Linked DNA regions of Homo sapiens: all the other regions are linked to region 1. The links are chromatin contacts, found by Hi-C or POLR2A ChIA-PET in ENCODE. All regions are on one chromosome and are shown on one strand. The core of a region is the stretch at or near the end of the contact, and the rest is flanking DNA. Distances in the headings are between cores, read along the strand shown. Region 1 holds the start of KLF9 (KLF transcription factor 9). Region 2 holds the start of TJP2 (tight junction protein 2). Region 3 holds the start of PABIR1 (PP2A Aalpha (PPP2R1A) and B55A (PPP2R2A) interacting phosphatase regulator 1). Region 4 holds the start of CEMIP2 (cell migration inducing hyaluronidase 2).

Region 1 (2,700 bases), core at 176-2,675:
CCCTCCATGAAAGGGGTCGGTGATAATGATGCTGATGGTGATGATATTCTTGGTTGCCCAGTATCCCCTATCTACACCTTTCTTCCACCTGCAGTCACCTACTGCAATATCTTCCCTGTACCACTTTAATATTTTTGTTGTTGTTTTCTTTATTTTTTTAAGCTGTACACTTTTATTGAACTGGTCTTGTCAGGTTTGTTATTTTTTAATTAAAATCTATTATACTCTTACTTACCTGAGCCACCCTTAGTTATGATTTAAAAAAAAACAAAAAAAACAGGGCCTTGCTCTGTTGCCCAGGCTGGAGTAGTACAGTGGTGTAATCAGGGCTCACTGCAGCCTTGACCTAGGCTGACGCAGTCCTTCAGCCTCAGCCTCCTGAGTAGCTGGGACTACAGGTGCGAGCCACCACGCCTGGCTAACTTTTTTTTTATTATTATTATTTTTGATGTACCACTTTAAAAACAAAGTCAAAAGAAACTACTGTAGATCTCACATTGGTAGAGTCAATTTGAGACCCTTGCCTCGGAGACCAGAACCTGGTGTAACTTTCTCTTAACAAAGGTTAATAGCCAGTGGGGGGTCAGGGTTGGAACTCACCGAATCTGCATCACATAGAATCAGGTACCTCTCACATTCACGAAAGTGAATTATTTTTAATGAATTGTGCTGACAGTATGCCTCTTGCAAAAAGAACTAGCCCTAGATTCTTTTCTAGCTATCAAGATGGAAAACAACCACATCGTTAATTCAGACGGAGGGGTAAACCAAGTTAATCAGACTCCAAGACCCATACTAATTGTTGACCAAGTAATGCCACAGTATTCCATGGCTAAGGATTTCCAGCTTGTTCCAGTCCCTAAAAATCTGTTCTGCACAGTTAATATTTCACAAAACCAAAAGGGCTTAGTTGCAAGCACAAAGAGCTAGAAATCAGGAGACTTGTGGTTTCTATTGAGTTCTATCATTATCTGTCTAATAAGATAAATAAGTCACTTCTCTGTAACTCAGTTTCCACATTTGTGAAGTGAGGGAAGAGAAACATGTCCTAAAAACCATGCAGGGGCTCTGGAAAGAAAAAGAGCTAAGAATGGTGGGTTTTTTATAAAAGTTACACAAATGAATGGTTTTTGTCTCCGTTTTTCTGAAAGTGGGTTAAAAATAGCCTCCAAATAAAGCTAAAAGAATTTATTTAGACTAAATTGCACCAGAGAAGTAGAGGAATTAAGAGATATGACAAGCAAAGATGGGATGTTTCAATGGAAGAATCTCAGGCAGTAAAAAGGCTATGCTGTAAAACCAGAACTTTTGTTAGCACTGCATTTTTAAGATGAATTGGTCATAGTTAATGTATTGGATGGAAGAATTTTTAAACATCTGCCCCAAAGTATGCTGCATCCAAAAAATATATAACAAAACGAATTCTTACTCATTTGTGTTTATTCTTGGACTTATCCTGACATAATGGGGTTTTTTTAATTATAGATTCACACTGCATTTATTCATCACCCCTGTCCTCTCATCCATAACTCAAATTTACTACCAGCAACACAAAATACAAAGATGTGTCCAGTTTCACTACAGCTCTTCGCGTTTACAAGTGTCGAGCGCTTGCTTTCGGAACGCCCTTGTGATTGGCCGAGCCAATGCCAGTGACATCAACCAACTTACTTTTGATTGGAAGGCTGGTTGCTGGGACTGTAGCGTTTGCAGGAAGTCACTTAACTGTTTGGGAGCTGGAAAACCGAAGCTGAAGTTCTCTTTTGCCATAGGAACGAGCGCAACTGACTAGGAAAGATGTGTCCCAAAGCTCCGCAAGCTGGAACGTGAGCCAGGAGGCCCGGACCGGCCACGGGACCGCGAGGCACTCCGAAAGTGTGCGGCTGCCCCTTCCCTGCCTCCCAGCTGTTACCCTTTTAAATGTCAGTGTTCGAGGCTGTAGGGGTAGCACGAGGCAGCGAAACGGAACAGTCGGATTGGCCGCACGCCTCAGTTCTAGACGCACCTCTCCACCGAAGGCCGTTCTGACTGGCAGGGGGAGAAAGTAAACAGAGTTGAATCACCCTCCCCACTGGCCAATTGGAGGGGGTTTGGTTTGTGACGTGATGGGATTCTGCGAAATTGTTACTGAGCAAGAGAATGCCGGAACGGTGCGGACCGGCCGGAGCAGGGGTTCAGAAGCCGTCAGTGGACTCGGGAAAAAGTGTCTCTTAGACCTGGCGCTCGGCGGGACCCTCGCCACCCGCGTCGGGGTGATCGGGTGAATGTCCTGGGGCTTTGGCTCGACGGCGAGGCGGCCGAGGGCGTGCACCTCTCTTGCAGTTTCCTCTCCCAGCGCCTCGGGGGCGTTTTCAGTCGAATAAACTTGCGACCGCCACGTGTGGCATCTTTCCAAGGGAGCCGGCTCAGAGGGGCCGGCGCGCCCGTCGGGGGATCGCGGCCGGCGCGGGGCAGGGGCGGCGGCTAGAGGCGGCGGCGCGGCGGAGCCCGGGGCCGTGGATGCTGCGTGCGGAGGCGCTGCCGGTTACGTAAAGATGAGGGGCTGAGGTCGCCTCGGCGCTCCTGCGAGTCGGAAGCGCCCCGCGCCCCCGCCCCCTTGGCCGCCGCGCCGTGCCGCGCCGCGCCGCGCTCGTCGTCCGAGGCCAGGGCAGGGCGAGCCGAACCTCCGCAGCCACCGCCAAGTTTGTCCGCGCCGCCTGG
Region 2 (2,700 bases), core at 18-2,517, 1.2 Mb after region 1:
GTGGTACTTTGCTACAAATACATTTACCACTACGAATTTCTCACTTCAAGCGATCTCCTGCCCAGGTGTGTGCTCTCAGAAAATTACATCTCTTTCTGAATTACGCTGGCAAAGGTGGACCTGTTTTCCCAAAAGGACCGTCAGCACACCCAGCACAGACCACCTGGGGAGCTGAAGAAAACGACCTCCCTCCCTCCTCCCCGCTGGGATTCCCCGGGCTGAGAGCGTGAGTGAGAAGCGCAAGGCAGTTTCTATCATGGGATGACTCTCCGCTGGGAACTTCAGGGAAACCACAACCATCATTACTCAGGCCAGACAGCTGCCAGAAAAGCAGCCTAGCCTAAGAACTGAAGCTGAAATAGAGGTGGGAGGCTGTATTCCATTACTAAGCGCGGGAGCACTCACTCCCAAGTTTGTCCACATTTCAAGAATGTTAAAACCCTGTGGTAGAAATCCCTGATTATTTATAACTTAAACTACCGTGTAAAAGCAGAAACTTGACAAATGAAGACATAAAAAGAACTGGTGACAGGTAGGCTAGTACTAGAATACAAAGCATTCATCACACTCCTCTTTTGTGGGTCCTTCCAAACCTCCATCCCCATTCCCTACTGGAAAAAAAAAAAAAAAAAAACAACTTTTACTTCTATTACAGACGCAGCTGATTGAAAGGGAAAAGGGATTCTGCTCTGTGATGAGTTTTCAGTTTCTCTCACGTACACAAGCCTGTAACTTTGCATCAATACCGAGTGTGGTTTGAAATAGAGAAGGAAAACACAAAGACATGCAAGCGACACAACAGACACGAGATGCCTCCAAGCCAGCAGAAATCCAGGACACCGGGTTCAAGACAGTGTCCCCTACTCGCGCCTTAATCTCCAGCCCAAGTGACTTCAGAGTAAAGGTTCCAGGAGCCCCGGAGGCCACGAGTCATCAGCCCGGACGGTGAAACCTACCCCTCCCCTGCGTCCCACGTCCGGATGGGAGAATCCCAGCTTCCTACGGCGCATCGGGGAACAACTTCAGAGCAGCACGCGAGCAGAGCCCCCAGCGCTCCCACGCTCACGCTCACGACCCTCCTCCCAACCGCGCGGCACAAGGAGGCACTTACGCGGAGCCAACCTGACAGCTCCCGCCGGGGTGGAAACCCGCGGTCTCCTCGCACCGGCATTTCGGACACAGGTCCCGCGTAGGCGCGCAGCTCCGGACCCCGCTTCTGCTTCTGCTCCTGCTCCTACTCCTCCTGGGCACCACCGGACAGTGCTCTGACCCGCAGCCCAACCGCCGGGGTGCCGACCCGCGGGGACCCACCCCTTTGTCCCTCCTCCCGCGGCGGCGGCGGCGTCAGCCCGCCCCCGACCCGAGCGTGGCGCCTCCGCGCTGGCCGCCCGGCCCGGGAAACTGTCAAATTGGCCGCTACCACCCACGCGCCTGCCGGGGAAGGGCTCGCCGGCGCCGCGCCTTCGAGGCTCCTGCGGCGAACCGCGTCACGCGCGACTCCTGGCCGGGGGCGGGAGGCGGCGGCGGCGGCAGGAGAAGCCCAAGGCCCGAGCGGCCCGCAGCCCCCACGCCTGCACCCCTCCACCCCCGCCAGCCCGATGGTTCGCTCCGCGGCGTGCACTGGAGCAAGCAGGTCCCGCTCCGAGCGCGCGCGCTCTGGGAAGTGCTGCAAGTTTGGAGACCTGGAGTGAGCTCCGGGCGCTGCTGGCCCGACTGTCCGCGGTGTTTCCCCGGTGAGGTCGCGGGGGCATCCTGTAGGAAGACTTTTTGGCGAGGTTCGCAGGGCCTCACACAGGCAGCTTCAGTTCTCCTACGAAGAGTCGAACTGGGAAAACCTCAAAGTTTTAGGTCCTGTCTAGAGGCCTGCCCGGCTAACCAACACATACACGGCCTTGTACCCCACATTTCTCAGCCCAACAACTGCCTACCCGAATTCCGAGGGTTATAAGATGTTCGTATTAAATATTAAAACAGGACTTTTCAGGACAATATATTCCAGGTTATCTCTTTGGCACATTTCCAACAACTCCAATAAAGAGATTGAAACTCCTCTCCCATCATCAGCTTATAAAAGGTTGCCAGTAGGTCACAAGTGCTTATCTGACAGGATTCATCTAATGCAATTCAGTGTGCTTATTCCTTTCGAAGTCCTCCATGTGCAAAGAATTGTGCAGTGACGTTAAGTGTCTTTATTTTAAGAGCATATAAATTAATTTGGAGAATCCAAACAGGTACCGATTAAAAATATAACCTTGGGTTTGAAATCTTAAAAAACCATCTTGTAAGAGAATAGTTTTGCCTGCCCTGCTCTTCCCTTAATTGGAAAGCAAAACTCGTCCTAGGCTCACAAGTAGAAGGTAAAAGGTGTGGTCTGTCCCAGAGGAGATGCAGATGCTGGGCTCTCTCCCTGAAAAGTTGCTTCACTTCCTGCCTGATCAAAACAAGTCTAGAAGTTTCGTGGAAAAACAAGTCCAGTAGATGCCTCTCCAGAAGTGTTATGCTTCTGGACTCCTTTGGAGTAACTAAGTCCACGCCTCTGGATAAAAAGCACTGTGAGTAACGTTTCCCACTTTGCCTCGAGTCTCCGGACTTAGACATTTTGGTTGTATTCCTGATGTAAGGCATTGCTCTCCTGATCTAAGCACCTATTTATAAAATGTTTCCCAAATCTGGCCAGGCACGGTGGCTCATGCCTGTAAT
Region 3 (2,700 bases), core at 175-2,674, 1.6 Mb after region 1:
TGTATAGTTCTTCATCAAATGGAAATCGGCAACCACTGAAAATAACATTAAAAATTAGTGTGGGCATGAAGTATGGAATTTTAAACATCAGTTTACTATGCTGATTAAGTCAACATTTATATTTTCATCAGAACTTAATAATCCCATAAATAAATAGAGCTCTCAGTTATTTAAAAAAATCAAGGGATAACATATGTATTTAGACATATTAGCAGCGTAAAGATGTATGCTTCAACACACTTATTGGGGAAACGTCTGAAAATATTACTACACTGAATTCAAGGGTATCCAAAGGAACCTGACATAGAAGTTCTCTAGAATAACATCATTTCAGGGAATTTCAAAAAAGAAAAGGGGTCAAATAGGAAATAGCCTCAAATTAATTGACAAAGTTCAGTGTTTGCCCCAACTAGATTATTCTCTCTCTCCACTGCAAAAAGAAAGTCTCAGGATGAGTGAATCACTTAGACGAAAGTTCATCTAGTGGAATAAATGGAGAAGCCGCTTGGGCAGGTGACACAGGAGAGTCGGTGGTAGTGCTGACTTTCGCTGGTGAGTTACAAGAAGATCCGGCACTGCTGCTGTTTCCATCAAGGGTATCCGAAGATACACACACACCAGGATCTGACAGCTGTGCAACGTCAGAAGAAAGCATGTTGGTGATGCCCTGGAAAAATCTCTTTGGCTGATATTCAGTTTCCATTTCACATTTTCTTTTCAATGGTCCAAGAACACTTGGTCTAATGCAATTGATGGGGCTCTGGCTTCTCCGGGTGGTAAATCGGGTCGTTGGGCTGGGAATAGGGCTTGGAGGCAATCCGTTGCTACTTACAAAACTTTGCAAGGATGGCGAAAAACACTGCTTCCCAATTCCCCGAGTGGGTGACGGTGCTGGTGACACAGGAATGAAATCGATGCGCTTGGGGGAGGCGGATTTCTCCACGTCGTTGTCACTCAGGCTGAAACTTTCCTCCCAGGAGTGGCTTATCTGCATTGCGGTCTGCACCTCCCGTTCGTGGACCGTCTCTCGGTTGATCAAGTCCATGCCCTCTTCTTGTTTGATCTGGTGCAAGCGGCTGCTGTGCATGCGGACAGGGGAGGCCGGCAGCAGCAGGCCGTGGCGGCTCGGGAACGTTGTGCTGTTCCGCCTGGCGCTCGGCGCCTCGGCCTGGAACACCGGCGAAGTGTCACTGAGGCCGTGGATCAGGGGGGCGCTGTTAGACCTCCTGAGGCCCCCGCCGCCGCCGCTGCCACCGCCCTCCGCCGGGCTCCCGCCCGTACCCGGAGGCAGCTCCAGGTCTAGCTCCATCTTCTCCTGAGCCATGTCGGGGGCAGGGAGGCGGGGGAGGTGCTCAGTCAGGGACCTAGGATTCCCATTCCCCGCAGTCCAGGGCCGCCGCCGCTGCCGCCGCCACCGAGAATCTGTCAGCGGGCTGGCCCCTCTGCGCATGCGTAGCCCTTCGCGCAGGCGCTCGCGATGTCCGTACTCGCGGCGCCTGCTTAATGCGTAATATGTGCGCGGCAGTGGTAGGGGAGGGGCGAGGAGTGGTCGGGCCGCTAGTCCGTATATTCCTTCGGCAAATAGCTATTGAGCGCAAGCTCGCGTTGACGCATGTCAATAAGATTGTCATATTCTGGATTGCATACTCATAAAACAAAGCCCTGAAAGAGAGGCCCATGGTGATGTGGGGCTGTATGACGTGGAGTGGCGCTTGGCCTAATCAGGGAGGGCTTCCTCGAGGAAGGAACAATCTCCTGAAATCTGAAGAAGTGGGCGAAATGGGTGCGATGTAGAACTTTGCAGGAAGCGGGAAGCAACGGCTACCCAGCCAGTTGGCAGGCGGGAACCAGGAGGGGAGGAGAAAGTGTGGCCTGGAGTGGAGAGTGAGGGCTGGCCTGACGTGAGGTGGTGGACCAGACCACATTCTGGTCTTTATCTTGAGAACAATGAAAACTTAAAGGGTTTTCAAGCATGGGTGTAACAGCAACTGAAAAGCTCACTGGCCTGCAGTCTGGAGAATACATATTGGGAGATTAAAACCTTACAGAAAAAAGGCCAGAGAGGATGGTCATTTGCACTAAGGTGACAGTGTGGCAGTGGAGATGGAGAGAAAAGTAAATCTGAGAACTATTTAGGTTAGGGGAAGAAGCCAAAACAGAGGATGGTATTGCTATTGATTTACAGTCATAGTTCCAGCACAAGCATATGTGTGAAGTATGAAGGATTAAACCAGTAGGTCCTCACATTTTAAAAATGAAACCACAATTCTTGGCTCATGTAATTAATATAAAACCTTGATATCTCATTAAAAGTGAGTTTATTTGTTCATTTATTCAGTCAGTCAAGGTTTTTTTTTTTCAGCATACTTACTATGTGCCAAACACTGCTAGGAAATGGGCCCTAGTATGAACTTTTAATTCTTACTGAGGGGAAAATAGAGAAACGCAGGCTATTTTCAGATAGTGGTAAGCCTTAGGAAAAGTAAGATGGTGTGATGGAGCACTACTGATAGAAGTCAGGGGACAATTAGAGTTGAGATCTAAATGACAAGAAGCAGTAAGTCACGTGGACATCTGGGGAATGAGTATTCCAAGCAGAGAGAATAGCAAGTGCTAAGGCCGGAGGCAGCCATGAGTTTGATGAGTTAGCAGAAAAAGAAAAAAGGGCAGTGCCGCTGAAGCATAAGAGCGGGAGTGTTA
Region 4 (2,700 bases), core at 146-2,645, 1.4 Mb before region 1:
TTACAGGACTGAGTTTGTTGAGGGAGGAGGAATGAACAACCCTGAAAACTAAACTATCCTACCTTGTATATTATTCACTGAAAGAGTTTCCTGGAGGGAAAACTTCCAATTCCAATTAAATCGAGGATGACGACGGCCCGGATTTGGCAGTCCTGCAGCTGTCACTAGCTCGGGACCTCGTGCGTCTGAGTGATCCAGCCCGGGCCGCGCCCTCACCCAGAGCCAAGGCTGTGAGAGCAGCTCCAGCGAGGGGGCAGGGTGGCGGCGGCAGGGCTGCTTCAGGGCCGGTGCCGGTGTCCTCAGAGCGGCGTTTTGGCACTGGGGTGGGCCGGGGCGTGGCTTTCGGCGCCACCTCTGCAAGCGGCCGCCACTCCAGAGTGGCGCAGGTAGGGGGCGTGGGAAGACCTAAGTATATTTATTCCGGCCTGCGAGCGGGATGCTGGGGTTGCTCCAAGGGACCAGAAGAGCTGCCCTGTGTCCCAGAGCAGGCTGGTTCTTCTGACAGCGCTGAGAACCTGGCGCTCGCGCCTGGCCAGGTAGGGGCTGTGACTGGACGCTCAGAACATTTGTGGGAGTGTGGAAATCTCTTTACGGGTGATGGGGCTCAAAGTCTGACGCAGCCGAGGGTTGATGGGGTGCAGTCACGCTCAGCCAGGGGACTTTGGGGGCGCAGTGTCAGGCTCAGCCAGGGAGTGACAGGCGCAGTACCAGCCTTATCTGGGGGTGCTGGAGGCACAGGCTCCGGTTCGGCCAGGCGGGTGTGCGCGCCCAGGAAGGGTAGGAGCCTGCAGCCGCAGCGGGGGGCGCTGGCTGGGGCTCTGCCCCGCCGGCAGTGCGCTCGGGCGCTGTTCCAGCGCGCGGCAGCGAGTGGCGCTGAGCCTCCGCTTTCGCAGCTCGCGGGGAGCGGGGCCGGCGGGAGGGGCCGGGCGGGGCCACCGCCTCCTCTGATGGCAGGCTCCTCCTCTCCCTCCGCCTCCCTCGCTCTCCACCGCCCGCCCGCCCGCCCGCCCAATCCACAGTTCCCGGCCCAGCCGAGCCGGGCTGCTTGTCTGGCCGGCGGAGGCTGAGCGCGACCCTAGCAAGCCGCGGCGCCCGCCGACCAGGGACAAGAGCGACTCCTGGGACCCCACTCTGCCCCGCGCCGCCGCCTCCTCCCCTGTTGTCGCGGGGACGCTCAGGCCCGCGCCGCCCGGGCCACGATTCTCCTCCTCTTTCTCCCGGAGGGGAAGGAACGGAGAAAGCCGAGCGGCGGCTCCGGGAGAGAGCGAGCCGAGGCCCCTGCCCCCGAGGCTCGGGGCAGGAGGAGGAGGAGGAGGAGGAGGCGGAGGCGGAGGGAAGTGCGCGTCACTCTCGGGAGGAGAGTATTTCACCTCCAGGCAGAGGCTGCGGCTGCCAGTTGAGTACGAGCGGCAGCTGCGGGCGCCGGCAATCGAGTGGCTTCCTGGCCATGGAGAGGAGATCTGGACCCGAGGACGCCAGGGACTCCTCTCCGTCTCCCTGGACCGCTGTGTAGGCACCTGAGTTAACGGACGCTAAGCGGGGTAGGGGAAGGTAAGAAGCGACTCGGTCACCCGCCCCCCCACCCCGCTCCACCTCGTTTGCTGCCCTCGGGGGCCACTGCGGGGACGCAGACCCGGGTCTCGCCCACCTTTTCTGCTCCCGGCGGCCTGGCCGGCTCCGGCGTTGGGCATTTCTGCCGAAAAGGAAAACGTCCTCCCGCCCTTCCCCCGTGCGCCTCCTTTCCCGGTTTCATCTCTGGATTGGGACTGACCCGACTCCCCAGGAGTCAGTCCTCTCTTCTTAAGAAAGGGTCCTCGGGAACGGTGTCTTGATTTCTTTCTCTCCACTCTCTCTTTTCATTACGTTTACGGGGAAGGGAACAATGGACCTTTCAAAGTCGGTGCGAACAGCCTTAAACTTTCTGGAGAGGGATGGGGTGAGGGGATAAACCCCACAGTAAGCCGATTACAGTGAAAGGTTGATGGAATGTGCTTTGCAGTCCGGGCTTCAGTGCGCGCGCGCTTGTGCGTTTGGGGTCATCTTTGTCTCCTTACAATTCCCCTGGGTTGGTGGGTCCTCCGCCCTCCGCCCCCTGCCTCTCTGTTAGCTGAGGTAAGGTGAGGCTTTAAAATCGTGTACAGCTTCCTTTAAATCTGGGGAATAGCCTTAGCCCTGGACCCTATTCCCAGCTTTTCTCTGCAGAGTTGGGAGATCCTGGTAAAGGAGGGGGGCCCTCTCTGTGAGGACCCAGAGTGCTGCTGTTAATAGCACTAGTGGCTACACCCTTAGCGATAAAACCAAGGTCCTGAATTCCCTGGATGCTCTCTGCTGAGGGTTGATGAGTGTCACCAGACTTCGACCTGGAGCGGAAACAGCTCACTTGAATTCTCCGCAGGTTAGGAAAACAGACTTTGATATATATCTCCTTTTATCAGCAGTTGGGATTAAGGATAGACTGCCTAATAATTTTTAAAACTTTCATTGTGCACATGAGCTACTCACTGCCTTGAGTTCACTCCCCTTGATTCAGTGTGACAGAGTGATGCGCTGCTGCACAGTTGCATGTATTGAGATGTGCTGCTCTTCCCGGTAAAAAGTGAGAAGAATTTAGAGAGAGGGGAAAGGGTAGAGGCTTCACCTGAGCTGAGGGAGGCCTGACTCCCCAGAGCAGCCAGGCAAATCTGTTGGAAATGGCTCAGT

The links. Hi-C counts contacts between places; a loop is a spot of excess contacts on that map. ChIA-PET counts read pairs that join two places held with the same protein, here RNA polymerase II (POLR2A). Pooled maps may share reads with other maps.
Region 2: a loop to region 1 is called in a map of naive thymus-derived CD4-positive, alpha-beta T cell, with 5 times the contacts of the local background. The contact joins the promoter of TJP2 here to the promoter of KLF9 in region 1. A Hi-C loop is called at or near these places in 3 of 168 maps with a recorded cell type or tissue (ascending aorta, chondrocyte and naive thymus-derived CD4-positive, alpha-beta T cell), 8 of 37 single-sample maps with no recorded cell type and 17 of 50 pooled maps.
Region 3: a map with no recorded cell type shows a loop between it and region 1 (16-fold over the local background). The contact joins the promoter of PABIR1 here to the promoter of KLF9 in region 1. A Hi-C loop is called at or near these places in 1 of 168 maps with a recorded cell type or tissue (naive thymus-derived CD4-positive, alpha-beta T cell), 1 of 37 single-sample maps with no recorded cell type and 6 of 50 pooled maps.
Region 4: a loop to region 1 is called in a map of CD4-positive, alpha-beta T cell, with 8 times the contacts of the local background. The contact joins the promoter of CEMIP2 here to the promoter of KLF9 in region 1. A Hi-C loop is called at or near these places in 7 of 168 maps with a recorded cell type or tissue (CD4-positive, alpha-beta T cell, CD4-positive, alpha-beta memory T cell, CD8-positive, alpha-beta T cell and 3 more), 7 of 37 single-sample maps with no recorded cell type and 20 of 50 pooled maps. POLR2A ChIA-PET finds 5 or more read pairs at or near these places in 6 of 52 experiments (BJ, CD4-positive, alpha-beta T cell, CD8-positive, alpha-beta T cell and 3 more).

Annotation. Positions count from the first base shown.
Region 1 is chr9:70,413,382-70,416,081 of GRCh38, reverse strand. It overlaps KLF9 (KLF transcription factor 9), which reads left to right and starts at 1,425. Exons shown (of 2, transcript NM_001206.4): 1 at 1,425-2,700. KLF9-DT (KLF9 divergent transcript) reads right to left here and starts at 1,892. Exons shown (of 4, transcript XR_001746710.3): 1 at 1,672-1,892. RefSeq lists enhancers at 1,713-1,842, 2,183-2,262, 2,091-2,700, a promoter at 1,574-2,376 and a silencer at 2,553-2,700.
Region 2 is chr9:69,172,844-69,175,543 of GRCh38, reverse strand. It overlaps TJP2 (tight junction protein 2), which reads right to left and starts at 1,267. Exons shown (of 23, transcript NM_004817.4): 1 at 1,112-1,267. The coding sequence starts at 1,171. RefSeq lists an enhancer at 169-358 and a silencer at 1,249-1,678.
Region 3 is chr9:68,778,789-68,781,488 of GRCh38, reverse strand. It overlaps PABIR1 (PP2A Aalpha (PPP2R1A) and B55A (PPP2R2A) interacting phosphatase regulator 1), which reads right to left and starts at 1,424. Exons shown (of 1, transcript NM_138333.5): 1 at 1-1,424. The coding sequence starts at 1,324. The coding sequence ends at 461. The region is part of intron 2 of PIP5K1B (phosphatidylinositol-4-phosphate 5-kinase type 1 beta); the gene reads right to left. RefSeq lists silencers at 1,164-1,403, 1,521-1,935 and an enhancer at 688-1,516.
Region 4 is chr9:71,767,208-71,769,907 of GRCh38, reverse strand. CEMIP2 (cell migration inducing hyaluronidase 2) reads left to right here and starts at 1,395. Exons shown (of 24, transcript NM_013390.3): 1 at 1,395-1,551. RefSeq lists enhancers at 374-1,055, 1,056-1,737 and a silencer at 631-1,300.